7 separate regions of the Mus musculus genome follow, and all the other regions are linked to region 7. The links are chromatin loops, found by intact Hi-C in ENCODE. Cell type or tissue: left cerebral cortex. All regions are shown on one strand. Region 1 has its middle 83 kb from the start of Gm34145. Region 2 holds the start of Mmp17 (matrix metallopeptidase 17). Region 3 overlaps Adgrd1 (adhesion G protein-coupled receptor D1). Region 4 has its middle 76 kb from the start of Gm34468. Region 5 has its middle 77 kb from the start of Gm34145. Region 6 holds the start of Gm38615 (a long non-coding RNA gene). Region 7 holds the start of Sfswap (splicing factor SWAP).

Region 1 (4,000 bases), 110 kb after region 7:
TCTTGCCTCTTCTGGCCTTACATTTGATGACCAGGCCTCGTGGGGCAGGGTGGAGCAACAGGACTCTCGTGGTCCCTCCTGACCTAGGGGTACTATCGCACCTTCAGACACAGGGCTAGAGGGTAGGAGAGGCTCCTCATGGGGAATTGAAGGGCTGCTATAAATATTTAGGGCAGCGAGAAGTAAGTAGGTGTCATACATGGGGTCTGGCCTTTACTCTGTAAAAATGAAAGGCAAGCCCACCCAGATACCAGTGGACAGAGTTCACAGTGATCATCCCCCTGGCTGGGTTGAGGATGTGACCTCCCAGGCCACTGGCCCCACAGTGCTAAAACTTTGTTGTGGATGGTCACTTCCGTTTTTCTGGAATTTAAAAATATTTGAGGTGCCAAACTTTTCGAGTTTCCCAGGCACTAACATAATTAAAGTTACTTTAGCTTCTCTATATCTTTCCTGATCGGAGAGCAGAACCCATAAACACGCCAACAGCAAATCGATGAGATAATTATTCTGTAATGAATCCAAACACTGTAAATTAACCTGACAAGTGGCCACAGCTCTCTTGGACTTCTTGGAACCTTGCTGGCTGTTCCTAAGTGAGGAGGCCAGACCATGGGTGGGGGGGGGGGCTGCATTCATTTCCCGTCCTCTTCCATCAGAGTTGGCAGAAGGGCAGGAAGCTCTGAGCCTAGTCTGTCTCCTGAGCCACCAGAGCACCACCAGAAAGGTCCCGTCTTTGGTCTACCCTCAAGCCTGAGGCTTCCTCAGTGTTCAGGGTTGTCAGTCTATCCCTAGCGCTCTCTCTCTCTCTCTCTGTCTCTCTCTGTCTCTCTCTCTCCCTCTCTCTCTCCCTCTCTCTCTCCCCCCCCCCCTCTCTCCCTTTCTCTCTCCCTCTCTCTCTTTGGTTTTTCGAGACAGGGTTTCTCTGTGTAGCCCTGGCTGTCCTGGAACTCAGAGATCCGCCTGCCTCTGCCTCCCAGGTGCTGGGATTAAAGGCGTGAGCCACCACGCCCAGCCTATCCCTAGCTCTTGTGCCCAGCTCATCTTTTGCTTTTACCCAAATCAGCACCTGCAGGACCACGGCCATCACTGTGCATAGAACATCATGCCACTGCTACTCCTATTCTTCCCATTCCCCTTCCCAGAGCCCATACAGGAGGAACCTTCCACCCTCTGACTCTTTCTGCAGAAGTGCTATTGAGGGCTGCCTCTGTCTGGACTTCATGAGCCTGTGGTAGGAAATGTCCCCTATAGAGCCACAGTGGGTAGATAGGTAATACTGCCCACAGTCCCTTTGACACTATATAGAACAGCTTGGTGGCAGGTGACTTTCCTCAGTGACCAGCCGGCCATGCAGGTAGCTCTCTGGCATAAGTCCTGTGCATCTTTGCTGATTCAAGTACCTCTTCAAGTGTTGTGGTCTGCTGTGGGATATGTCTTCACCGCCTGCCAGTGTCTGTGGGTATCTGTCATCTCTTGCTTGCCTTCCAGGGCTGGTTAGGGGAGCAGTGGGTGCAAGGAGCAGCTGCAGCATGCATGGTGAACTTGGCTCCTTCTAGTGCCTGTGGTGGATGCAAGCTGTTGACTTCCTGTGCCAAGCTGCTCTCTTCAGTAAGGAATAGGGAGCCTCTCCCTCAGTATCCCGCAAAGGGGCTGGGTTTCATTCTGTAGACACCTCTGTTACTGACCGCCTTGCCAAACTCCTGAGAGAGAAGGGGGGGGGGAGAGCATTGGGCTTTGCAAGTGAGATCTGGAGCTGGAAACAAAATGAGTCCACAGGGAGCCAGCAATCTGGGCCAGGTGGACATGCAGCAGAGACTCAGCAGGGACTGATATCCGCTTTCTCTCCAGTCAGGCTGGTCTTGGGATTTTGCAAGTTTCTGATAGCAGCAGGGAGGGAAATTCTACTGCTCCTGGTCTCTCCACTCTTGTGTTTGACAAGGATGCTAGTGGCCCTGGCCTTGCAGAGTCCCCAGAGAGCTCCAACTAGACCTGCTAACTCACAGTCCTATTAAGGTTTTGCTGTCATTATGAAGTCCTTGCAAGGACTGCCTCTTTTGGCTGTTCTTGGGTCCCTGGGATATGAAAGTGGGGTTAGGTAGGGTGTGACGCTTCTGTCTCCAGGAAGGGGATTTATTTTCATTTCAGCATTCTGTGTGCAGGGCTGTGGCTTTCTGGGATCTCACACTCCAGTACAGAGACAGCATTTATATGTGTGTGTGCATGTGTATAAATATATGATATATATGTATATGTAAATATAAACATATATGTATATAATATATGTGTGTAAATATGTATGTTATATATATGATGCATATGTATATGCACATGTATATGCACATGTATATGATGTATATATGTATGATGTATATGCAAATGTGTATGATGTATATGTATATGCACATGTGTATGACGTATATGTATATGCACATGTGTATGATGTATATGTACATGTATATGATGTATATGTATATGACATATATTTACATATATATATACACACACAGGGGGCTTGCAGCTATGATCTGGAACTGTATCAGCTCTGCATGGAGCAGATCAAACCTTGAGTTAAGTCCTGGTGAATGTGCACTGTTGACAAGGACATGACCATGTTGAGGACCCTAGAGTCTCAGACCCACACAGTAATGGCAATGCCTTGCCCCTGGGTGAGGCTTGGAGGGAAATGACAAAGCCTTCACTTCAGGTCCATGTGTGGATGTTGACAGTGTGGACAGAAAATATCCGCCTTAGCTCTCTTCCCCCGATACTCATGGTCCGAAGATTGTTCTCCTCCAGAGACTGCTCCCTACCAAGATTAGCTAAACCTGTCACCTTAATCCAATATATGGTAACCCAGTCTCGCTGTTCAGCTGTGTGCAATAACCCCACCTCCCTGCTCAACTCTCTATAATAAACACATTGAGCATCCAGGGTACTGTGGTTTCTTCAGCTGAGAGCCCATTCTACCATGCTCCAACTTTCTGTCTGTGTTCTGTTTTTTTTCACTCTCTCACTACCCTAGTCAGGTCTCTCCCTGGAATCATCTAGTCAGGTCTGTCCTTGGGATCATCTAGTCAGGTCTGTCCCTGGGATCATGCTAGACAGGAAGAGTACAGCTCCTCTACAAGCACAGTGCATGCTCTTTGCTGTTGAGCCGTCTCTCCAGCCCTGCTGTCAGCTCTTGGGTCTTCATCTTCTTTTTCATCCTCTATATTCAGAGGTGGATCAGTTCTGCCATGGTAGGGAGCGGCTTCTGTTGTCCTATGGGAACCCTGTCACATAGCCAGGCATCTGGGGTTTACCATCTCCAACAGCTGTGGTCAGCACCAGCCCAGGGAGACTGCCCATTGCATCTCCAGAAGCTGGGGCACATCCCAGTGATCTGGGTTCCATTAAATCCTCAGGTGATCTTCAAGCATGCAAACACTTGCAATTATCTACTGTAAATCTAAAAGGCTCTCTTTTAAAGAAAAAAAATTAATTTTTTTGTGTATGTGAATGTTTTGACTGCATAAATGTCTAGGCATCACCACGTGCACGCCCAGTACCCACAGATGCCAGAGGAAGGTGTTAGCTCCCCTGAAACTGGAGTTACAGATGGTTGGGACCTGTCATGCGGGTGCTGGGAATGGAACCCGGGTCCTCCAGGAAGAACAGCCAGTGCAAGCTCTCTAGCCCCAGTCCAGAAGGTTCTTCATACTTAACAATTGTAGGACAGATCCGGACAATATTGTAAGCCTCTTGGAGGAAGGGAAGCTGGTTCTGTTGTGACATCCCCTGCCCTTGGAACTTTAAACCTTGTTCTGGGTCCTTGAACACTGTCGAGGAGAGACAGGGAGCAGAGAGCTCTGCACGGAAGATGTATCTCTCTGCCTCCTCCCAACCATTTGGATTGTGGCTCTCAACGACGATCGATCGTCCATCAGAATGAGGATATAAACGCGCTGCAAGAAAAACGAGTGTCTCTCTGTGCTTGTGATACACGCTCCATCTGCTA
Region 2 (4,000 bases), 83 kb before region 7:
GTCTGGATGTCCTAATGCTCATGGCATCGGGGAGCCAGCTATGAAAGCCTAGGATCAGGAACGTGAGGAACCCCTATTTTAGAGGCCACTGGAGTGGGAAGAAGCCACCTCAGGGGACCCTCAGACATCTGCAAGTGGGCAGAGAAAGCATGGGTCGCTGCCACCTCAGATGCCTGGGGGGTGGCAGAGTCTGCCCCTCTCAGATCCAGGGGCAAATGTTGCCAAACTGGAGGTTGCTCCCGCCCCAGTGTCTCCTCCAGCAGGAAATCTCCATGACACCTTGCCTAGACCTGAGGTGTAGGAGTCCTCGTTGCCAACCGCCCGTGGAAAGCGGACTCTGCCAGGACCCCATTAGGATATTGGCTGGCTTGTGCCAATCAGGAAGCCGCGCCTGGCCGGGTCTCCAGATCTAAGGAACCCAGGCCGGGGCCTCCTCCTCCTCCTCGAAAGCGGGCTCTAGTCACCGCGCGCGCCTTTGCAGAGGGCTTCGCGGGCCTGCGGAGCCATAAAGTCTGATCGAAACCTTCCGGGTCTCCTGCGGGTTTCCAAACCCGACTTCAGTCAGGAGGGTGGGCAAGAGGTGGGAAGAAGCCGGTACCCGGGTCCCCAAGCTGGAGTGCCTAGCTAAGCTCTGGCAGTGGGAGTTGGCGGGATGGGGACGGCAGCGGGCTTGACACAGCAGAGGTTGTCACCCGCACCGGCGGGACAAGGCCGATCGCTCCGGTGGAGGAGGGAGACGGGGTCGCGGCACGCTCGCCGTGCGGGAGGCTCTTCTAACATCGTCAGCGGGGCAAACTCGGGAACCCCAGGTTTTCCGGACGCCCACAGGCGCGTCCCCGGCCTGGGGTGCGCGCCCCTGACCTCCCACTCCGGCCGCGAAGCTCGCGGGGCGCACCGCTCCGGGCGTCTGTGACACCGGTCACCCCGCCAGAGGTCTCTGTGGAGCTGCTTTTAACCAGAGACCAGGCTCCGGCTGGGCGACCACCTCCCCGGGGCGCCCGCGGCTGCGGCGCACGACTGCACGGAGCGGGAAAGGGACCGGCATCCTCCTAGACCTGCAAGCGTGAGCCTCGAGCAGCCCGAGCCCCAGCCTCAGTTTCTCTGTCTTAAAAATGGGTTCCCCCCCACACCCCCGCCTCACCGGGATTCGCGCACCTCTCCGAAAGGAGCAAGGGCGAGTCTCCCTTCTCCCTTGCACCTCGTGAGCGCCTGGGGACTCGGCTCCCGAGTGCCCAGGGTCCCGTGCCCCTGTCGTTCACTCACCACCCCGAGGCTGAGGTCCTCCGCGCGGGGCGCGGGCGCTGCGCAGCCCCCATGGGCCGCCAGCGCCAGTACAAGCAGCAGTGGTGGCAGCCCCGGCCCGGGGCGTGGAGGGCCAGGTCCCCGGGGGGACCCAGGTCCCCGCGGGCGGCGTCCCATCCCGCTCTCCCAGGTCGGGTGGCGAGGGTCCCCGCACCCGCCAGCAGCCAGCTCCGCGCCTCGCTCGGCTCCGCGCCCGCACCGCTCCGCTCCGCGGGACTGAGCCGCGCGCCCGCCCGCCTCCGGGGCAGGGCCATGCTAATGTATGCTAATAAACATCGCCCCGCCCACTCCCTTAAAGGGGCCCCCGCGCGGGCGGGACCCGGTAATGGCACAGAAGCTTTGCCCACCCCGAAGGCTGGAGCACTGCTGCAGACAGGGAGCCGGCGGATCGGGCTGCGAGTGTCCTAGAGTTCTCTGCCGTCCTCTGGACGCGCCCCCTGGTCGCCTGCTAGAACCCTTGGTTTAGTTTCAGGTCACTTAGGACCTAAAGACCGCTGCAGCGCGCGTGATGGGCACACGGGGGAGCCCGCGGGCCACAGAGTCTTGGGGCGAGTGGGAGTAAGCACCCCGATTCTGAGAGATCGGAGGTGGGGGAGGGGATTAGTGTGATACAAGAGAGCGTAGGAGGGAGCGGGGGCATGGGGTGGGATGGGATGGGTGAGCGTGGGCGGGAGTAGGGGCTTAGGACGGGAGACTAGGCCGAGAGCACACCTGAGTCCTGTATGGAGCCTTGGGCACAGAGCACCTTTTCCCCTTAGTCCGCCAGGGAGCATCTAGCCTCTGCTGCTGAGGGTCTGCATCAGGTGTGAAAAAAGAGACTTTGTTTTGAGGGGCGGGGAGTGAACCCCCCATGCTTCCGGCGGGCTGGACCCGTTCTATCTCCGTGAGCCGGGAGGCTATGAATAGCAAACATTAGCTGGGATCTGGCACCCGCTCAGCACTTTACAGATGAAATTTTCTTTCTCGCAACCCGTAAGAAGTGGAAACCATAGTTCCCAATTTGTACACAAAGAAACTGAGGTCCAGAGAAAATAATACCTAAGTAGGAGACAATGTGGAGTGACAATGTGGAAACTGGCTGGGCCAAGGGACAGAGTTCAAAACCAGCGCCCTCCCACCCCAAGCCCCCGCCCCAGCGGCTGGGTCTCCAGCCCCTTCCCCGCGGGTTTCTCTAGTCCCTCGGTGTCGTTAGGATTACAGTCTATTTATTGTTTGCACGCGGACACTGAGGTTTAGATGATGCCTCTAAAGGAGAGGGTGGGTGACTCCCTGCTTTGAAGGCAAAGTTCCCTCCCTCAACTCCCAGCTGGTGTCTATCCATACCCTGTTGCTCTCGGGGGTCTGGGTGGTTTGGGGAGAAGATTAGATTCTGCACCAGCTTGAGATGGGTCCGTGGGTTGGGGGGTGGGAGGGCGGGGGTTAGGACCTTGACACGAGAAAGCCCTAGAGACAGAGAGTGCGCAGCCACAAGACAGTAGCATCTCCCGGGTGTTTAGCTATGTGGAACAAACTCCCTATCAACCCGTGGAACAGTACTGCCCACAGTTAGTTAAAAATGGGTCTTCCTATCTCAATTAACCTAATCTGGATAATCCCTTCGAGGCGTGTCCAGAGGCTAACCTAATCTAGATAATCTCTCACAGGTGTGCTGGGAGACTTGTTTCCTAGGAGATCCTACAGCCCGTCAGGTTTACAATATTAATGCATGACATTAGTTCATGCTGCATTAGAAGGAAGGTCGGTTCGGTCCCTAGGGAGAAGATCGATGCTCTCCTGTTAGACAAGAAGAGAGAAACGTATTGCATTCGTAGGCCCTCTGAGATCAGCTTCAAAGCTCGGGTGGCCCCATCTTCTATCTGTTCTGAGGTCTCTGGGCCTCTCCTAAATGATGTCCCTATGTGGAAAGGAAATCTCAGAGAAATGTGGAGCAAATTGGGGACAAAAGAACTGGTTCAGGAATGGGTGGCTCTAGGGGCTCTGGCTCCAGACCCTTGTCCCCTTGACTCTGCCAATTCTAACTGGTACCTCCTCCCAAGGTGCCCTGCCTTTGCCTATCTGGCTCTGGGAGTTTCTTCCAGGTCTCCTATAGTTTGGTAAATGTCTACTTGACACTACAGATATACTCTTAGATGGATAGGAATCTTTTTTGGTTTGTTTAGAACTGTGTCCTGCTTCAGCCCCCGAGTGCTAGGATTTTAACTGTGTTCTCCCATACCCAGCTAGGATGGGGGTCCTTGTAGTTATAATTGAGTTAAAAAAAAACTTGAGATAAGCTCACTGGGGATTGTCTAGGTGACCCCCAAATCCACTGTCAAGTGATCTGATAGAAGCAGAGGAGGCCCGGACATGGTAGCAGGACTTTGAAACTCCAGCGTTTGGGGAGGCAGAGGCAGGAGGATGGTGAGCTGCAGGCCAACTGGGCTCGAGAGTTTTGGAAGTGGTTTTAACAAAACTCCAAAGGAGCAGACGAAAGAACAGGGGAGAAGCCACAGGAGAGTTTGTTGGCTTACAGACAATTTTGCTAGACTCTTCCCAGCGACCGAGCAACAGATTAGGTCATCATATGGCTCTCATCACCTGACAGCATATAAGAGAAGTACCCCAGCCCCTTTCTCTGTCTCTCCCCACTCTCCCCATCTCCTGTCTAACTCCTCTCCCCCCCCCTCTTTTTCCCTCCCCCTTCTCTGTTCTCACGTGT
Region 3 (4,000 bases), 320 kb after region 7:
CACACACACACACACACAGCCTTCTTTTGGTTCTACACAGGAGCCTAGGGATATGTGATAGCCCAGGACTTAGGGCACATGACCCACGATGACAAGAATGGAAGGCTGTTGTCCTGTTTGGAACACAATTCCTAGCTAAGTCAACTGACCCACAAGACACATGTCCAAGTAGTTAAGGACATTTTGTGAGTGTTAACAGGGATGTGTGTCCTGGACACGTGGCAGGCAGAGGCCCAGGCCTCTGTTGAACACCCCACACTCCACGGGCTGGCAGGGGAAGGGGATAGTCTTGGGTCAGCTGCACTAGACAGCACATGCTGCTAGTGTTTGAGGCCACAATCTTCTAGTCAGGCATTCTGTCCCCCATCTATAGGGCCAAGAGGCTGGCTCCTTCCTTGCTCTCAGGTGTGTAACCCATGACTGGCTCAGTGGACCATCAATCTCCCATAGCCACAGCAATTGATTGAAAGATGGACATGTGACCTGGGTGAACCAATAAGACTCCAGCAGGGACTGCCCCTGAGACTGAGAGGAAAAAAAGAACTCTGTCCCCTGGGGACATGGGTGGGACAGACGGGGCTTGTGCAGCCACCTTAGCACCATGGGGGTGTTAAGGAATGATCAGGGCTCTGCCAATGAAGACATCAAGAAAAGCAAATTTATGTTGTGGAAGCCCATAGATCAAGATCTGAATGCTACCACCATGGGCCTTTTGGGGCTATAGGGACCATTAAGTTTTCTTTGTGCCTAAGCCAGTTTGAGCTGAATTTGTTTTTGCAAAGCCTCATCAGACTTCTGGATAGGCAGTGGAAGTGAGGTCTAAGAACAAACTAGAAAAACATTTAGACCAGCAATTCCCACAGCATTCCATCTCCCCGCCAAGAAAGGACTCCGGGTCAAACTGCTCTTAAGAGCCAGGCAGCCCAAAGCGAGCTGACCGCTCCCTGCACTTTCAAAGTTCAGAGGATTTTTATATATTCAGATGTGAGTCTCCACACGGAGGAAGCAGCTCTTCGATCTTTAGCTCAGCTGTGGCGTGGTGTTTCACTCTGGAAAACACACCTGAATTTTCAAGCTGATCATTTCCAAATTCTGCAAACGCTTTCAGACACTCAGCATCTTCTACAGGACCTGGTGCCCTTTGCCTCCCCCGATAGGGGGCAAAGAGCCAAAAGAACTGACTCCATACCCCACTGCAAGATCCCTCCACTGATGACATTCAAAAGAAAGGACTGTAGAACAGTGGTTCTCAACCTGTGGGCCATGACCCCTTCGGTGGGGGAGGGGGCGGATGTCAAAGGACTCTTTCACAGAGGTCCCATGGCAGATATCCTGCATGGCACATCTTTGCATTAGGATTCCTAACAGTAACAAACTTACAGTTATGAAGCAGAAACAAAATAACTTTATGGTTGAGGGTTACCACAACACTAGGAACTGATTAAAGGTTTGCAGCATTAGGAAGGTTGAGAACCACTGCTCTAGGGAAAACTATTTCAGCCTTCAGCTTCAACCAGCTTGTGGGAGAGCAGCCTAGTGTCTCCACCCCCCACGGCTCTCTAGCGCCCCCTATAGATGGCTGGCTTCATGCTTCCATTCTCTATACCAAAAGAGTGGTTTGGGGTCTAGTGTCTCCTCCTCCTCCTCCTCCTCCTCCTCCTCCTCCTCCTCCTCCCCCTCCCCCTCCTCCTCTTCCTCCCCCTTCTCCCCCTCCCCCTCCTCCTCCTCCTTTTCCCCCTCTTTCTCCTCCTCTTTCTCCTCCTTTTGTTTTTTGTTTTGTGTGTGTGTGTGTGTGTGTGTGTGTGTAGACAGAGTTTTTGAGCCCTGGCTACCCTGGACTCACTTTGTGATCAGGCTGACCTCAAACGCACAGAGATCCACCTGTCTCTGCCTCCTGAGTGCTTGTATCAAAGGCATGTGCCACCACACCTGGCTAGCTGCATCTTTTAAAGATGCCCCCCCCATCCTTGAGTCCAGTTTAAAGCAAGATACACAGGACATCAGGGAGTCTCTAAAGCAGATAATCAGCACAGGACTCAGCCCTTGCTGTGGATCTGGGTCACTCTCAGGCCCCCCTGCAAGTGCCCCTGGTCTAGGACAGCTACTTCTCCATGGTGATTCTTCATGGGAACACTAGCGATGACTCTCTGGTCCCTCCCAGAGGCAGTCAGAGCCTCACACATCTCGAAGACACTGAGGTGTATGGTGGCACAGAGTTTGGAAGGCACATATCAAGCTCTCACGGTCCACCCAAGATGGGCAATATTGCCTCCAATACTTTGGACAGTGGAAGTGAGGGGCTGGTCCCAGGTTGTGACTTTATGGTATCACATCATGACTGAGGAGCAGCCAGAAGGACAGCAAGAGGATGGATAGATGGATAGGAAGACAATACACAGCAGAGTGGTGAAAAGCTCAAAGGGGTTTCTTTATCCACTTCTATCTGTCTCCATATATACATTCATATTCATGTGCTCTGTTTTGGGAATCTAATTTTGTGTCTCTAAATTCCTGCCCGTCAGAGATTAAGAAGAGAAAAATCACAAGCAGAAAAACAAGGAGAGTGGAAGCAGACAAAGGGAAGGAGCCAGGGGCCAGAGAGTCAAATGGCACCCAGCTCCCTTCCTAAGGATACACCAGAGATTCAGCTGACTCCATGGAATGGAGTCTATAGAATGCTCGAACGGGGCTATTGCAAGGGCCACATGAGATGCGTGTGAACAGCAAAGCCCTGTGTGTGACACTGTGTATGATGCTGGTCGTAACCAGCATTCTGGATGCTCAGATTCCCTACCTGTTTCCACCAATGTCTCCTATGAAGCTGTCTTCCCCAAACCCCAGCAGACGGTGTCACTTTTCTGGAGTCTTTCTGAGCCCATCACCACAGACATATTCTCTCTGGTCACGAGAGAATGACCTCTCGGGACATGGTAACCTTTCAGAGGCCCCAGCCAATTGCTGTCCTATAGATAGCTTTGGCCCCCCGAGACCCTGATGGAGGGTGGCAGACATTTTGGGGGGAATTACTGCCGGGGAGTGCTGGCCAGAAACAAGAGAGGAGTTGGGGAGTTCCCATGGAAACCACTGACGCCACCTTCCCCGAGTTTGCTGTTGTTGCACCTATGAAAAGTGTGTACCATGAGACACTTGGGACTTGGTTCTAAGTGGCAGGAGGTAGTAGTGTGTGCTTCTTATGGGTTCAGGACTGGATTCCCATGCATTGGCTCCAAGTGGAGACCTCTCCACTCCGGGCTCTGGGCACCTTGCTCTTAACCTCTTCCTGACCCTGTTCCACGGTTAGACAGGTCTTACAACCATGACATCAGTGCTTGACATTTGTACTGGCTGGTTTTAGGTCAACTTGACACAACTGGACAGCAGACAGGAAGGAACCTCCATTGAGAGAAATGCCTCCATAAGATCCAGCTGTAGAACATTTTCTTAATTGGTGATTGATGGGGGAGGGCCCAGCTCATTGTGGGTGGTGTGATCCCTGCTTGGCCTGGGCTCTACAAGAAAGCAGGCTGAGCAAGGCAGGAAAGCAAGCCAGTAAGCAGCAGCAGCAGCAGCAGCAGCAGCAGCAGCAGCAGCAGCAGCACCCCTCCATGGCCTCTGTATCAGCTCTCACCTCCAGGTTCCTGCCCTGCTTGGGTTCCTGCCCTCACCACTTTTGATGATGAACTGTTCTATGGACTGGCGAGTGGAATAAACCCTTTCCTCCCCAAGCTGCCCTGTGGTCCTGGTGTTGCATTGCAGCAATAGTAACCATAACCAGGACAACATTCAAACCCGACCAAAGGTAGGAAGCTCTGCCTGGCTAACCCTAACTAAACCCCACTACCCCCCCCCAGAGACTGAGCTGGCTTCCTAAATAAAAACGAAAAGGAAGGCAGGCCTGGGACAGATTTACTTCATTGGGGTCTCCTGTGTCACCCTAGATGACAGGGACGTCACAGAAGACATCGGGTTCAATAGAGAGCAATAAACCTCATGCCTTCTC
Region 4 (4,000 bases), 84 kb after region 7:
AGAATCAACCTCAGGAGCATCCATGACTTCTCTGATGAAGACGGTCCATGGGTTACCAGACTTACAGGACTACGACCACCATCATCCTCCGCCCAAGAGGGTCCATGGCTTACTAGACTTACAGAACTATGACTCCCATCACCCTCAGCCCATGGGTTCTGGTTGACTTTGGAAACCATAGAACAGACAACTAGCTGTTCTCTTTATATTCCTCAGGACTCAAAGTGAGGATTGTTGAACACCCAGCGGCACAGTCTTTTAGTTTTAACTTTTATGTAACATCTAGATCAAGGTGAGACCAAAATAAAGAAATAATAAGTTGAAATGGTTTTTAAGTAAATCCCAATTTTGTTAAGATTCAGTTTCCCAACTAAACACCTGGCAAACTGTGCAGAAAACGTAACCATCTCGATTAGTTATCAGTTCCTTTTTAGAAATCAGTTCCTAATTAAACAAACATTTATTTTATGTGTCTCGGTGTTTTTCCCTGTTGTGAGCCACTCTGTGGCTGCTGGGAATTGAGGTCAGGTTCTCTGGAAGTGCAACCAGTGCTCTTAACCGCTGAGCCATCTCGCCACCAATCAGCTTTGGAATGTTGCCAGAGCACATCAATATCTGACAAGAGCCTTGTTGATTTTAACAGTGGACTAGCCGGGCAGTGGTGGTGCATGTCTTTAATCCCAGCACTTGGGAGACAGAGGCAGGATTTCTGAATTCGAGGCCAGCCTGGTCTACAGAGTGAGTTCCAGGACAGCTAGGGCTACACAGAGAAACCCTGTCTCGAAAAACCAAACCAAACCAAACCAAACCAAACCAAACCAAACCAAACCAAACAACCCAGGGGACTAGAGTCTAGGTTTATAGCAGTATTCTGACCTTAAGAATGTATGTGTGTATATCCTTTTGCACGCATGTGTGTGTGTGTGTTGTGTGTGTGTGTTGTGTGTGTGTCTCTCTGTGTGTGGTGTGTGTGTGTGTGTGTTGTGTGTGTGTCTCTCTGTGTGTGTTGTGTGTGTGTGTGTTGTGTATGTTGTGTGTGTGTATGTGTGTTGTGTGTGTCTAAGTAAGCACAGGCTTTAACAAGCACCTTTACCCACTGAGCCATCTTGCTGGCCTGATGCTTCAGCTTCTAAAAAACTCTTTCATCGTTTTTCCCTCCGTCTCAGGCAAGCCCGAGAGCTGCATAATCTTACATTCTAGTGAGACCTTGCCAAGACTGCAAAGTTTCTAATAGCCTTGAATAGCAGAAGTATCTTAATATAGGCACAGCCAAAAGGAGGGAAAAAAAACCCCAGGGATCCAACAATCTTCATATGTCAACTCTAACTGCAGTCATGGACACAGAAGACATCTGCTCTCCTTGAAACTAGAAAGAGTGTCAGCAGAGTCCTCCCTCCTTCCCTCCCTCCCTCCCTCCCTCCCTCCCTCCCTCCCTCCCTCCCTTCCTTCTTTCTTTCCTTCCTTCCTTCCTTCCTGGAGAATTTAGCAAATGAAAAGAGAAAGAGAAAGTTGAAGCTTGGACGGTTGACTCAGGGTTGGGCCAGAGATGGCAGGCCAGACCCAGAGCATTTGTATTTGGGACAGGAGAAGGGGACACACATAACAGGATGGCACTTAGGTCCCCATGTTATGGTAAGCCCAGGTCATACTTCATTTCATCCCCTGTAGAATTTTGTCTGCATGACAAGTGTGTAATTTGGTAAATCATATTGACTCAGAGAGCAGGACATCTGAATTGGGCTTGAATTTAGTTTTTACAGAGGTCGGGGTTGCTTCTTACAAGGAAAGCCTAGCAGGCTGAGAGAGATGGGTGGGTTGATCAAATTCTTCGCACAGAAGCATGGAGCCCCAAGTCTGATCTCCCAGAATGTACACAGAAGAGCCAGGTATGGGGGCACATAGTTGTGATCTCAACACTGGGAAGGCAGAGACGGGTATCCCTGGGGTTCTTTGGCAGTCTACCTAGCCCACTCAGCTATTTCCAAAAGCAGGATGGATGGTATCCTGAGAAACAGCATTTTCAAGTTGATCCCTGACTTCCATTTGTGTCCACATATATACACATATACATGTGTACCTATGCACACATGATCATGTGCATATGGGCACACACATTCAGAGGGAGAGAGGGAGAGAGAAAGAGGAGGAGGAGGAGAAGAAGAAGGAGGAGGGGGAGGAGGAGAAGGAGAATGGGAGGGAGGGGGAAGAGAAGGGGGAAGAGGAGGAGGAGGAGAATGTCGAGGAGGAGGGGGAGGAGGAGTGGTAGGGGAGGAGAAGGAGAGACAGAAAGTCTGGACACTGGAACTCTCTATCTTCTTTCTCATCGGCAGAACAGATCTAGCCGGAGGACAGTGCCATCTTTTGGCCATTCTTCTCTGTTAGCTGGGTCACACTGGTCATGCCAAAGTATAAAAGAAGCTCACTGGTCTCTTTTTTTTTTTTTTTTTTTTTTGAGACTCTCAGGATTCAAACAAATCATCCCTAGTTTTTCAGGATGCATTCCAAATAAAAGTCCCTGAAGATGGGCAGCTGACGCTTTGTTTGCCTAGAGAGAAGTCAGAGACCCAGAAGGCAGGCAAACCTCCCATCTTCTGGTACCCATGTTAGTCTGATCTGGTCCCCACGCCTGCCTCATGTTGTAGCAAGTGTTAAAATCTTGTGTTAGAGTCAGTAGTGACAAGAGCATCCCTAACCCGTGTAGGAACTTGATGCTGACAGCTGGTCTGAGTTCCTTCTTCCCTCTCTCTGAAGCAGTTTTGCAGAGGATAGTCTGAGAGAACATACATACAGCAATCAGCTATGCAGACCTGAAAGTCCCTGTCACCCCTATAATGGATCCCAAAAGGCAAAACAGGGCAAAGGACATCATCTGTGTCAGTGGAGTCACCCAGAAAGCAGAACTAGAGCCGAACGAATTTGGAGTGGAGGTCCCAGGAGTGCCCTTTCACCCCGTGGGAGGACTAGAGTTATATTTAATATTTAAATAATTAAAAATATGTCTGGAACCCAGTCTTTCCCTGTCCTGCGTTACTGCTTGCGCCGTTTTCTTGATTTAGTTACTTCCCTAGATTGCTTCTCTCCTGGTTCCCTTTGGAGAAGACGCTGAGATCGGCTCCATCAGCTCAGGGCTCGGTTAAGACTCCTCTGGTTCCTTGAACTATCTGAGAAGTCTCCATCCAGGCTTTGCTGAGGGGGTCTGCAAGTCCGTGGTGGGGCAGAAATCCTGTAACTCAGCCAGGAGTCTATGCTTGCTAGCCCTGAATCTCAAGGTCAGGCCGAGGCAAGCAGTGAGAGGCCAACGCTGGTCCTCCCTAGACACAGCGCCCTGCCCCCACACATGCCTTCAAAGTTCCCAAGAATATGACAGAGCTTTTGAAAGCCTTATAAGGACACTGCAGTGTGAGTTCGGTTTGCTTTCTGTTTCATTCCAGAGGCGCTCGGTTTGCATTCCCATGCCATTCCACAGGGTCCTTCCTTCTTTGTACTCCGATAAAACATGAAAGCAAACTTAGGCTGTGTTTCCCTCGCCAGTCTGTATAGACTGTTTACGATGTGAGAGTCAGGAGTCTGCAGGGGGCTGTTCACCCTTGGGATGTGGCTTAGAATTTAGCTCACACTGGAGGCTAGGTCTGTCTCCAAACCTCTCAGCCTCGCCTTGGTGATGAACAGAAAGAAATCTAAGCTTCCTGTTGCTTTGGAAATTTGATTATTTCCCAAGGCCCCCCTGGATGGGGAGGTTTGGCTGGGTTTCTTTGTCCCTGGTTGGTGTCTCAGATGGCCATGTCTTGTTCTCTAGCGCACCTCTCTGGAGTGTGTGTGTATACCCAGCTCTTCACAGGGGCATGTTGGGAGTATAGCGGATTAGGAACAGTGGGCACCCTGGATTCTCTGGCTGCCATCCTGGTCTGACTTTTGAGTTTGTTCTGGAAGGGATAAAGGATTGGTGCTGTGGGTGTTGGGGTCCATCACAGCTGGATGTTTGCAGGAAACTTCCCCAATG
Region 5 (4,000 bases), 120 kb after region 7:
AAACCTTGCCCCAGGGATCCTGGCCACCTCCCCAGGGCCATAAATACTCCTTTCTCTCCCAACCCAACCCAACCCAACCCGTTAAACTGAACCAGTTTTCCAAAGCCCCCCCTCTTTCCTTTCTCTCTCTCTCTCTCTCTCTCTCTCTCTCTCTCTCTCTCTCTCTCTCTCTCCTCCCCACCCCCGTGTGTGTGTGTGTGTGTGTGTGTGTGTGTGTGTTCTTTATCTACGCACTGCCGACCAAGGCCTTACTTTGTATCCATCCTCCCTGGCCAAGCTTAAAGCCCCAGGGTATAGGAAGAGTCTGGGGAATGGTGCCTGATACCCTCATAAGCCTCATAAGGAGAGCCCTTTTCCCTCCCTGGGATGACAGCATTTAGAGGAGATTTAATCAGGAGAGAAGAATGGGCCTAAGAGAGTCTCTCCAGGGAGTTGGACTCTCAGTGCCCCCTGCTGGCAGCTCAGCAGCTCTGTAGTAATTGGCTAGGCGGCTCCTAGCCTGTTGGCGGCTATGGACGCAGCCACACTAGGGCCCTGCGGCTCGCTCTCTCTCTCTCTCTCTCTCTCTCTCTCTCTCTCTCTCTCTCTCTCTCTCCTCCCCACCCCCGTGTGTGTGTGTGTGTGTGTGTGTGTGTGTGTGTTCTTTATCTACGCACTGCCGACCAAGGCCTTACTTTGTATCCATCCTCCCTGGCCAAGCTTAAAGCCCCAGGGTATAGGAAGAGTCTGGGGAATGGTGCCTGATACCCTCATAAGCCTCATAAGGAGAGCCCTTTTCCCTCCCTGGGATGACAGCATTTAGAGGAGATTTAATCAGGAGAGAAGAATGGGCCTAAGAGAGTCTCTCCAGGGAGTTGGACTCTCAGTGCCCCCTGCTGGCAGCTCAGCAGCTCTGTAGTAATTGGCTAGGCGGCTCCTAGCCTGTTGGCGGCTATGGACGCAGCCACACTAGGGCCCTGCGGCTCGCTCTCTCTCTCTCTCTCTCTCTCTCTCTCTCTCTCTCTCTCTCTCTCTCTCTCTCTGCCTGCTTTCATGGGTCTCCCATGGATCCCCATGACAATCCTAATGGAACGGCCATTGTTTTCTCTCTCCCTGTGTACTTTAGACAGACACTGGCCAGGCCCCTTCCTCATGAGCTGGGGTCTGGGGTCCACAGAGTCTTTCTTGTCATCTGGCCCTTGTCAGGAGATTGACTTGGCCTTTGCCAGGGTATAGGCCACAGCTGCTGTGGCTGGTGCCTAAACTGGGAGGAGACGGGGGCAGGCCAGGTGGGATGGTGGCTTTTCTGTCCCATACTGGTGGAATGTTGATATAAAGGCTGGGGCTTCAACAGCCCTGGGGGAACTCTGGGGGAAGTTAAACACAGAGGGCACACTAGAAACAGGACAGACCAGGCTGGAACCTTAAACTTATAGCATTCCCAAAGACCCCATGGCACTGGTTCTGCCTAGTGGCAGATATTGATCTGGACCTCTGCCGTTCTGAAGGATGTAGGGTAGGGATGCCATGGTGCAGAGCCCTGATCACTGGGCAGCAGGGCTCAGAGTTCCCCTGCCTTGAGCCCAGCCAGATGTTCCTAGTGAGGATATCCATCCAGCCCCTGCCATCAAGGCCACTGACACAGAAGGAAGCACAGGAAAAGTCAGGGACTATGATGGTTTGTATATGCATGGCCCAGGGAGTGGCACTGTTGGGAGGTGTGGCCTTGTGGGTGTGGGCTTTAAGACCCTCATCCTGCCTGCCTGGAAGGATTCTGCTAGCAGCTTCAGATGAAGATATAAAACTCTCAGCTCCTCCTGCACCATGCCTGCCTGGATGGTGTCATGTTTCCACCTTGATGATAAAGGACTGAACCTCTGAACCTGTAAGCCAGCCCCAATTAAATGTTGTCCTTTTTAAGAGTTGCCTTGGTCATGGTGTCCGTTCACAGCAGTAAAACCCTAACTAAGACAGGGACTTTGGCAGATGGTGTTCTGGGTGAAGCTACTGCACACTCTTCAGCCTCCAGGGACAGTTGAGCTATGGACCATCCCTGGCTGCCTGAGAGCTTCTTCCCAGGGAACATCTACCTAATGAGATGGACAGCTGGATAGCAGGAGGTGCTGGCAGAGGGGGACATCTGCCTTGAGATGATGCTATCTATTTCTCCCGAAGCTTAGCTAACATCTATGGAAACTGGAGGCGTCAGGAGGAGACTTGGCTGCGTGTATGGATTACAGATGCTGCTCAGCTCTCTCCTGGGCGGCATCTTCTGACTCAGCCCAGGCTACCGCACACTGCAACAGTGGCCCGGAAGTGCAGGCAACTTGTGGGCGAGAGTGATCTCCGTGGAGTCCCCAGTCAACAACTGTCATGCAGAGACCTGGTGGCCTTCGGTTACACATTTTTTCCCCTTAGACTGGGTCTCTCTGTGTAGCTCTGGCTGTTCTGGAACTCGCTCTGTAGACCAGGCTGGCCTCGAACTCAGAGATCTGCCTGCCTCTGCCTCCCAAGTGCTGGGATGAAAGATGTGCACCACCATGGCCTGACTTACACCTGGCTTTTTTTTTTTAATTAAAAAAGCAGCCACAAACCTGTAAGATTTGTTTCTTTAATTAGCTTCCAGTGTTTAAGAGCCATGGCTCTACTCAGGCCTAACTTTAGATATCTGGTTCTGATTTTTTTTTCCTGATCTGTCTATATTTCCCCAGTATGCAGCTTCAGTCATTTCAAAGGTATCTGTTGGTTTTTTTTTTTTGAAAATAACTTCTTACTGCAAAATATATTTATGTAAAAGAAAATTTGTCTTTATATTTGCTGTAGAAAAAACTAGACTTTAACCAAAAAAAGGGGGGGGGGGACTGAATCTATATAACACCCGAGGGAGGAAAAACCACCACATTTCTGTCAGTCAGTCAGTCAGTCAGCAAGAACCCCTAAGCATGGTTGGGTGCAGGGACATTAGGTGACAGCTCTGGGTGTGCCTAATGCTTGCTACTCTTCAAATGGCGATAATCATCTCCATGACAACTCATTGTTGATGAGTCATATCATTCAGTGATATGACTTAATTACTAATTAATTAATTAATTGTGTTTCATCTGTATGTAAGTCTATGCTCTACATGATTTCCCTGGTGCTTGCAGAGGCCAGAAGATGTCGGAGCCCCTGGACCTGGGGTTACAGGCTGTTGTGAAGGGCCACATGGTTGCTAGGTATCAAACCCCGGTCCTCCCCATGAACAGCCAGAGCTCCTAACTGCTGAGACATCTCTAGCCCCAAAGCCCTGTCTTTAGGGCACGCTTTCTTTATGTTGTGAACTTGACAGATGAGTCTGTTTTGTCCAACTTGAATTTTCTTTTTCTTTCTTCTTCCTTCCTTTTTTCTTTCCTTTCTATCTTTTTTTCTTTTTAAGGTTTACTTTTAAGAGTACAGACAGGGCTGGTGAGATGGCTCAGTGGGTAAGAGCACCCGACTGCTCTTCCAAAGGTCCGGAGTTCAAATCCCAGCAACCACATGGTGGCTCACAACCATCTGTAGCAAGATCTGACGCCCTCTTCTGGAGTGTCTGAAGACAGCTACAGTGTACTTACATATAATAAATAAATAAATCTTAAAAAAAAAAAAAGAATAGGCAAGAATAATAAAAAAAAAAAAAGAGTACAGACAGGGTTTCTCTGTGTAGCCTTGGCTGTCCTGGAACTCACTCTGTAGACCCAGGCTGCCCTTTGAACTCAGAGATCTGCCTGCCTCTGCCTCCCAAGAGCTGGGATTAAAGGTGTGCACCACCCACTGGACTACATCCAAGGTGAAGTTCAGCTGTCTGGCCACCCAGGGGCCACTTTTTTTTTTTTTTTTTAACCAGGGAAAAAGGTGCCAGAGACTGTAGCTGACTTCCAGAGGTGGGCAGAATGGCTGGTCCAAGACAGGCAGTCATTACTGACTGTTCCTAGGGCTGAAGTGCCGTGTGTAGAGACACCTTTCACCCTACAGCCATTAAGGACTCAGGTAATCCATATTC
Region 6 (4,000 bases), 440 kb after region 7:
GTTCCCACCCCCGCGAGTCCTGTCTCCCGACTCCAAACCCCACCCCCGTCACCCTTACCCCGTCAACGCCTCCTCCCCCATTCTAGAATTCTGTGACAGAACCTCTGATCCCTCTGCTCTGCTGCCCCCTGGTGGACATTCTCTGTAAATTCGCGCTTACTAGCTGGCTCCCCAGTACTCGCTGTTTTCTGTAGAACAGCCCGAGCAAGGGGGCACCCCATCTTCGCCCTTCCTCAGACTCACCTCCTTATTTTTCTCCTTCCTTAGCGATCCAGACATTCAGTCCTGCCGCCCTTATTTGCCGAAGGTCCCTCTCCCCACCAGCTGACATTCTTTCGGCAAGCTTCCTCCACCCAGAATTTCAATCCTAACTTCTAGAGCTGACTGGCATCCTGCCCTGTGCTGTGTTTCCTGTCCACACAGCGTTTAGCATCAGACTGGCAGGCTGTGTGATTACCTCGCAAACTACAGTGACAGACTGTGACAACAAGGGGACGTGCTATTTTCTTAATCTCCTACCCTCAGCCAATAGTTGAGGTCACCTAGTGGGTGAAGGAGTTTATGACTTAGAGAAATATGTAAGCTACCATCCTGGGGACACTTGGTTTCCTTGGGCTAATGATGGAGAGAAAAGGCCAAAGGGAGAGCAGAGTTTATAGTGGCCATCCCTCAGAGGCCGCTATTTGGGACACATCATGTGCAGAGCCTTTGTTACAATCATATGACCCAAGAACTACAGAGCCAGTATCAATCGTGTGCTGGCAATACACTCTCAGACTCACCCAGATCCACCAAGTCACATCATAACTGCTCTGTGACAAGATCTCAGAGACTCGAGCACACATGCATCAACGTTTGGAAGGCCACTACGGCTCACCTGCCAATAGCCTGTATAAACAAAGCAAGCAGCATCCACGGCTGTGCCTTGGTCTTAGGCCACCATCTTGTCCTCCAAAGACCCAGTAAGTATCCCTAAGATTTTAGAACACCCCACCCCCACCCCCCTAGAGTAAACTCGTTTAACCAGGCTCTGACGTTCAGAAGCCACCTTGGCCAGACGACTTCCCAGCTTGCCTGGTGTGTCTGCTGCTTGGCATCATCTGAGCTGCTGTAGTGGATGTGAGGCTTGGGTACCACTGCAAAGCCATCCTCCTCCAGTTGAGCCTCACTAGCCCTTTTCCTAGTGGGGCCTCTGTAGAATCCATTTGCCAAAGCTTAGGATATCATTTCAGGACATAGCTTGGAATAGGCATTCCAGAGTTCCCAACAGTGTGGATGGTAAGTGAATGGCTTGGTCTAATGTGACCCAGCCCACATAATGTCATTTTAGCTTCATCCTCGATAGCTGGTACCTACATATCTGGGGCTTTGGATGCCTCTCTTTTAGGTAGAAATCCATGAAGTCACATCGCAAATGTGTCTCCAGTTTTTCCTTCCCTCAGTGGCACCAAGAGATACCTCAGACCTCTTTTCCTGGAGTAAAATGCTCCAAAGAATGTGAGGACTTAAATAACAGTAACTCTATAATACCTGGAAAGATTGAACCTGTCTCTGGCCCAGCATCCAGCCCTGTCCAAGCCGAGGCCAGTGGAGCAGCCTTCCTTCATGACGATTCTCAAGCCTGGGTGCGTGGCGGGCATTGTTAACGAGCAGCTGTCTGAGACCCTTCCATTCTTTGTGGTGCGGGGTCTCCAAATTTTTATACATATTTATTTGCATTATGTATAAAAATACATGAATGTGTGATCTATTTATGAAATGGATATGGACAAACACATGCGGACCTTTGGAACAAATCCCTTGTAGGCTTGTGGCCACAATACGGAGCATGGGTGCCCCCAAGTGGCTCATAGGGGAAATGTTTGGAGGTGCTGCTATCCCAATGCCAGCGGTCCCAATGCTTAGGGAACACTAGGGACCTCCAGGTGAAAAGAAAATGACAAATGGGCCGTTTCCCTGCGTTCTAACGGGACAGGGCATGTCTGTGCTTACGAGAAGGCACGGCTCACCTCGTCGAGGACCAGGACTCTGCTTTGTTGGTCTGTCATCACTAAGCGACTGGGAAGGAAGTAGATGCCTAGGGAGGCTGTGGTGTGGGTCAGATGGATAGAAGCACAATATCAAACTGAGGGTGAGGGCTTGGAACCAACCGAAAGATTTCTGTGGGCACACAGAGCTTCAGTCTCCTCCTGTGAGTGTGTATAGCGTCAGTCTGCTCCTCTGTCCACATCTGTGTCTTCATCTTCTTTTTCTCTCCATCCATCTCTACGTCTCTATCATCCTGTCTCTATCTCTCTCAGATGATGACTGAATCAAGGAATGGTGAACAACAGTCGTGCTCTCCCCAGACAGAGGTGCCTGTCATCAGCACCGGCCACACAAAGCAAGTCTGTGGAATGCCAGGCTGTGACAGTTGGGAAAGAGCCCAGTGGGTTTGAGAGCAAGTGCTCACGGATGGCATGCTTAGGGAGCCTGAAATGGGAGGTCTTCCTGATTATCATGGCTGTGGTATAACCATCAGACATGTAAACGGGGCATCCAAGGTCTGAGGGAGGAGGGAGAGAGGAGGCGAGATGGAGGAGGAGAGGAGGGGGGCAGACTGATGTAGGAGAGTCTCACCTTAGGCAGGATCATGGTGCCTCCCACAGCTGGAAAAGACGGGAAGAACTCTCCCAGAAGATTCTGGAAGTCAGCCCTGGAAACACCCTGACTTTTCCATTCTGGCTTCTAGAACCACAAGAGAATAAATTTAAATCATAAAAAGGGAGGAAAAAGTGGATTAGAGCAGAAGGGATGAGCTAAAAGGAGAAAGACCTCAGACTTCAGGAAGCTGGACAGGGCAAGGAGGACCATGGGAATATATGGCTGTTTGGGCTATGGGCATCGAGTACCATCCTCAAGGGGTTTTAAATGAATAACTTGGGCTTTTAGGTGATCATCTGCCAAGCCTTGTTTTCTGCACCTAGGCAACACTGGTGATGACAGATAGAGCCATATTCCACACAGCATCAGAAGCAAGTCCTCTGGAGATGCCGCCTGCTGCCCTGTTGCCAAATTTTGAAAGGAAAGACACATCTCTGTGGGTTTCACACCTGAACTCGTGGTAAGGTTGCCTGTCCTATAACTGGACAGAACAGGCATCTTGACACATCCCTGGGGAACCCCTTAGTGAGGGACCCCTTAAGTGGGGTCTGTGAGTCTCCATGTTTTGGTGACTTGAATCAGACTATTGCTTCAGGTATCCCACTCTGCTCGGCTTAGAAAGTCCAAAAAGAGACCCCAAGACTTGATAACAGTAACTTTCCAGAATAAAACAAGCCTGTGAGGAAACAGAGACTGTAGCGGGCCATGAATAGCACAGCTGGTGTGGGGACCATCTGATCCAGAGTCAGCACTTGACCTGTAAGCCCACTTGTGGCTGTGTATAGAAAAGAAGTAAAGGTGTGCAAAGCACGCCACATACAAAGGCTGCTTGACAATAGCCAATGAGTAGATACCAAATGCTCAGCAGCGATAAGCGAATATGCAAATGTGGTCCACGCTCAGCTACAAAGAGAAACGCTACAACGTGGGTTGCTCTTCAAACACGATGTGTGAGAAGCTAGGCAGAAGGCCACATTTAAATGAGCTGTCCAGAAGAATCCATGCAAACAGAAAACAGATCCATGCTTGGTGTCCTGGCTTGCTTTTCAATTTTTGAGATGTGCAGCGTGACCAAAACAAACTTGGGAAAGAACCGGTTTATTTGGCTTATGGTCCCAGATCATACCCCATCATGGAGGGAAGTCAGGGCAGGGACTCAAGCAGGAGCTAAGACAGAAACTAGAAGAAAATTGCCTACTAGCTTGTTCTGCCTACTTTCTTATACAGCCCAGAATCATCTAGGCCTAGGGCTGGTGCCGCCCACAGTGGGCTGGACAGATTTAAAAAAAAAAAAAATGCTGGTAGATATGCCCCCAGGTCAATCTGATGAAAGCAATTCCTCAATTGAGGTTTCTTT
Region 7 (4,000 bases):
TTTATTATCAAAATCTGCTTAACTTTGATGTAAACCTCCTTAACTTACAAATGTATTATTTTCAAATATTACACATATACATGTGTGGTGTTTGCTCCCCACCGGTTTTGGGAGGTCTAACTCATATCATGCACAGAATGATATGGAAACTGCATACGGAGTAGAGGTTTCAGCATTTGCCCAACTTTTGACAGTACACATCCCCACGAGTGCCTGGGAAGCAGCATCACTGGCTATCAACCGAGCGAGGTTCAAAGGCATAGCACCTTCCAGCAGAGTGGACCATCAGATCCAGAGCCGATCTGATAGGCAACACTCCCTTCACAAGTCCTTTCTTCCTAGATCTCTCCCCAAATGGAGACGTAAGGGATCGGAAAGGCCTACTGGTCATTAACCGTGTCCGTTCTGGCCAGCTCACAGGTAATCCCTACAGTCATGCAAGTTCCAAGTCTTTGCAGCATCCAGTTTTACTTGTCTCAAACGATGGGTTTACTTCACTTGGAGAAAACCACGCCACAGCTTAATGGTTGCTCACAGTTAGTCCTGGGCCCAGAAGCAATATCGCCCAACGGAAGGACAAATACCCAAACCCGGGATGGTGGAGAAAGAAAGAGAGATGGAAAAAATGAGGAGAGAGGTGGGGAGCAAAACACCCAATCATGTAATGCCATCCTTTTCAAATCAAACACCATCAGAAATTCACGTTCCCACCCCTTTACCCTCAACTCCAGGCACCCTTCAGTGGGTGTGATTTGAAAAGAACCAACACAAAGGTATAAACCCAGCTCCACCCTTCGGCTTTAGAAAACAGTGAAACCAGCTCTAAGAACGCTACCCCCTAAGAGCAAGGTCCGCACGGGTCGACCGGCTTCCAACAAGACAGCAACTTCACCCACTACCGCGGTTGGGCAAATGGTCGCAATAACCGCGGGGAAGGGCTCGCCCGGACGCCAAAAGTCAAGCCGGCCAGAGACGGTTCAGGCTACCTCACGGGGTTGGGGGGTCCAAAAGAAGCTTCTACCCACGGGCCTCGGCGTGCGGCGCTTCGGAGGAACAAAAGCGCACTCCCGGACTCCCTCCCCGCACAGCCAGCGGAGGGACAGCGGCACCCGCCCCACGGCGCGGGCGGGCGGGCCCCGGACAGCTTCCACCCGCGCTGAGTCGCCAGCGGCAGCCCGGGCTCGAGGGGTTGTGGGAGCAGAGTCGATCCCTCCGGCGACGGGGAGGCGCCAGCTCTGGCCGGAGCCTTAGGGCCGGTTTCACCGTCCCCTCCCCCCGGACGCCGGGGAACGTGGGGGGCAGGGAGGCCCCCCGAGTCCCCGGGCTCCGCAAAACCCCCTTTTTCGGTCCCGGCCATCAAGTCAACATCAGGCGAAATCAAGCGGGCGAGGGAGGGGAGGGTCGACGGGTGGGGGGAGGAACCGACCTGTCGATGAGGATCTTGGGGTCCCCCATCCAGGGGATGAGGTGCTGTCCCTGTTCCTGGGCCAAAGCCCGCTCGTCGTCGCGGAACAACTTGCAGGCATAGCCGAAAACCAGAAGCTCCACCCGGTTGCCCCCAGTGCCGGTGCCGCCCGGCCCGGCCTCCTCCTTCACTCCGCCTTTCCTCTCCGGCTTGGCACGGCCCCCGCCGGCACCGTACATGACAGCGTCCCCGACGTCCGGGACGGTCTGCTGCTGGGCCGAACAACGTCCCCGATGCCTCGCCTGGCCTACCCACTCAGTCACAGGCGCCGCATCCTCTTCGCAACTTCAACACAGCCGCCATAGCGAGCCACAAAATGGAGGAGACGCAACTTCCGGTAGGAAACCCGCTCTTTCCGGAGGTGAGAGTGGTAGATTCGCCACGTCCGCAAGCTGTTTGAGCCGCTAAAAAATTAAGTAGATGTTAGTTTTCGTTGTCCAACTTGATCTTGCGATGGTAAGTTGTGTTTATGGAAAGAAATTTATTTCTGCCATTTTTTGGAGGCCTCCTAGGATGTGACGAAAGCGCGGTTGGTGGCCGCGCGCCAACTTCTACTGTCGTTGGAGGGCGGCCGCCAGGTGTGGAGACAAGTGGGGATCTTGTTGGGAACGCGTCTTTGCCGTCCTAGTGAGACAGTTTGCTCCTTTCTAACAGCCCGATTTTTAGATCACTAGGAAGCCTAGCCCTGGCCGCCTGACTGAGGGCGTTTCCAGGACTTGTGAGCCCTAAATATTCGGAGTGGCGGGCTTTCAGTGGCTACGGGCTTCAGTGGCGGAGAAAGACTCCAGCTAGGAGACAGCGCTACGGGTTGTTTCCTTCTGGGGAGCAGATTCTTTCCCTTTCCCTTTTTAAAATACAGGATGTCACTGTGATCCAAATTAGACTCGAACTCTGACTGTCCTAGCTCAGTTAAGATGCTAGTATTATCGACGTGAGGTCTGCAGGGCTGCAGTTTTTTCTGGTGTCTGACCCAGATGCTTGATTTTCTTTTTCCCCCTTTCAGTTCTGAACATGGACCCAGGGCCTCACCATTGCTAGGTAAAACACTATCATTGAGTTATATCATTGCTAGGTAAAACACTATCATTGAGTTATATCTGCAGCCCTTTTTGTTTTAGTTTCAAGATAGGGTCTTGCTTAGTGCCCCGGGGTGACATTTAACTTTAATTTTTTTTTTAATTTTTACTTATTTTGTGTGTATATGTGTAGGCGACTCGAGTTAGATCAAGTCCGACTGGATGGAAGGAGAGAAGAACTTCTCAGCCACGGACACCCCCCTCCCTCCCCAAATAACTTAGGTTTTTAAAAAGTGGATAGTGATTTAGAAAAACAACTGATGTTGACCTCTGGCCTCCATATGCATTTGTGTACACACGTGCACACACACATACAGACATGTACATAGTACACCAGAACGAATACTAAGTAAAATAGTTATGATGTGGAGAAGGTTGCTTTGCAGAAATGTTTGTGTCTACTTTTGAAACAGTTGGGAAAAAAAAAAAAGAAACGGTTGGAATTTTTGTCTTAACCTCAAGCCAAAATTCATTTAATGATTTTTTTTTAATGTAAAGTAACTCAGCGCACACACACACACACCAGCAGAGATGTCTCAGTTGATAAGTGCTTGCCTTACGCACATGAGCACCTGAGTTTGATTGCCAGAACCCATGCAAAAAGTACTGGGTGTGATGGCGATTGCTTATAATCCTTGTGCTCTAGAAGTAGAGACAGGTTGAGGTGTTGGGTTCCATGGCCATCTAACCTGCTTTACTTGGTGAGTTCTAGGCCAGTGAAAGGCCCTATATTACACTAGATGTACTTGAGATGGCACTTGAGAAATGACATCCAGTGTTGTTCTCTGACCCCCATACAGGCTATTTGAATTTCATCTAAGTCTTCCCTAAGAACCCAATGCCCTTTTACACTATAAGTCAGTGACTTATGATCCCCTAGGTAAAGACCTGCAGGCTGCCTTTTGGGACCACATACATCTGTGATATAGCTGGTGCATACACTGTTACTTCTTGCCCCAGGCGGCTTGCTCTCTGGTCCTTTTTTTAAATTTTTTTCGAGACAGGGTTTCTCTGTGTAGCCCTGGCTGTCCTTGAGTTTATTCTGTAGACCAGGCTGGCCTCGAACTCAGAAATCCGCCTGCCTCTGCCTCCCAAGTGCTAGGATCAAAGGCGTGCGCCACTACTGCCTGGCTTGCTCTCTGGCTGACTGGCTCACAATGCGATCTAGGCTTGTGTTGTCCTGTGGGCTTTATTTGTGGAAAATAAATTTGCTTTCTTGTAGCTTGTTGCATGAGTGTTTTCTGCTTCACCCGTTTGAGACATACTGCTAGCTAGCACACACAGAATGAACCCCACTTTGAGCTGTTGTGGCCTCTGTGGCTTCTGTGTTTGGAAGCCACCACTGGCAAGCCCTCCTGGATCGAGTCCCACAATTTATGTTGTGTTCTCTGAGTTTATTTATTTATTTATTTATTTGTTTATTTGAACAGGGGAAAGTTACAAACTAATATAGAAATCT

Evidence for each region. Hi-C counts contacts between places; a loop is a spot of excess contacts. Peaks named below come from ENCODE experiments on the same cell type or tissue, not always from the same donor. Only the 100,000 strongest peaks of a DNase experiment are listed, where the experiment ranks them.
Region 1: a loop joins it to region 7, with 2.3 times the contacts of the local background. A loop is called at or near these places in 4 of 42 quality-filtered maps.
Region 2: it touches region 7 in a loop (3-fold over the local background); 14 of 42 quality-filtered maps call a loop at or near these places.
Region 3: it touches region 7 in a loop (2.3-fold over the local background); 2 of 42 quality-filtered maps call a loop at or near these places.
Region 4: it touches region 7 in a loop (4-fold over the local background); 5 of 42 quality-filtered maps call a loop at or near these places.
Region 5: it touches region 7 in a loop (2.3-fold over the local background); 4 of 42 quality-filtered maps call a loop at or near these places.
Region 6: it touches region 7 in a loop (2.4-fold over the local background); 2 of 42 quality-filtered maps call a loop at or near these places.

Annotation. Positions count from the first base shown.
Region 1 is chr5:129,388,810-129,392,809 of GRCm38, reverse strand. No RefSeq gene overlaps it. Among named protein-coding and RNA genes, the nearest start is that of Gm34145, 83 kb to the right of the region's middle. In left cerebral cortex, no CTCF peak of the experiment used is centred here; DNase peaks (open chromatin) are centred at 1,570 and 1,770.
Region 2 is chr5:129,581,712-129,585,711 of GRCm38, reverse strand. Mmp17 (matrix metallopeptidase 17) reads right to left here and starts at 1,543. Exons shown (of 10, transcript NM_011846.5): 1 at 1,264-1,543. The coding sequence starts at 1,419. In left cerebral cortex, CTCF peaks have their summits at 908 and 1,796; DNase peaks (open chromatin) are centred at 983, 1,604, 1,778, 2,175 and 1 more place; H3K4me3 peaks cover 2,423 bases; H3K27ac peaks cover 2,495 bases.
Region 3 is chr5:129,184,013-129,188,012 of GRCm38, reverse strand. All of the region lies in intron 18 of Adgrd1 (adhesion G protein-coupled receptor D1), which reads right to left. Among named protein-coding and RNA genes, the nearest start is that of Gm46923, 69 kb to the right of the region's middle. In left cerebral cortex, a CTCF peak has its summit at 1,552; a DNase peak (open chromatin) is centred at 1,553.
Region 4 is chr5:129,414,941-129,418,940 of GRCm38, reverse strand. No RefSeq gene overlaps it. Among named protein-coding and RNA genes, the nearest start is that of Gm34468, 76 kb to the left of the region's middle. In left cerebral cortex, CTCF peaks have their summits at 2,359 (motif pointing left) and 3,793; DNase peaks (open chromatin) are centred at 2,352, 2,667, 3,316, 3,705 and 1 more place; H3K27ac peaks cover 565 bases.
Region 5 is chr5:129,383,337-129,387,336 of GRCm38, reverse strand. No RefSeq gene overlaps it. Among named protein-coding and RNA genes, the nearest start is that of Gm34145, 77 kb to the right of the region's middle. In left cerebral cortex, no CTCF peak of the experiment used is centred here; a DNase peak (open chromatin) is centred at 2,183; H3K27ac peaks cover 694 bases.
Region 6 is chr5:129,059,611-129,063,610 of GRCm38, reverse strand. It overlaps Gm38615 (a long non-coding RNA gene), which reads right to left and starts at 33. Exons shown (of 3, transcript XR_868544.1): 1 at 1-33. In left cerebral cortex, CTCF peaks have their summits at 142 (motif pointing left) and 1,846 (motif pointing left); DNase peaks (open chromatin) are centred at 134, 1,839, 2,495 and 3,594; H3K4me3 peaks cover 77 bases; H3K27ac peaks cover 546 bases.
Region 7 is chr5:129,499,023-129,503,022 of GRCm38, reverse strand. Sfswap (splicing factor SWAP) reads right to left here and starts at 1,792. Exons shown (of 18, transcript NM_172276.3): 1 at 1,427-1,792. The coding sequence starts at 1,644. Gm40332 (a long non-coding RNA gene) reads left to right here and starts at 1,797. Exons shown (of 3, transcript XR_868547.2): 1 at 1,797-1,921; 2 at 2,469-2,503; 3 at 2,675-2,773. In left cerebral cortex, a CTCF peak has its summit at 2,063; a DNase peak (open chromatin) is centred at 1,884; H3K4me3 peaks cover 2,462 bases; H3K27ac peaks cover 1,587 bases.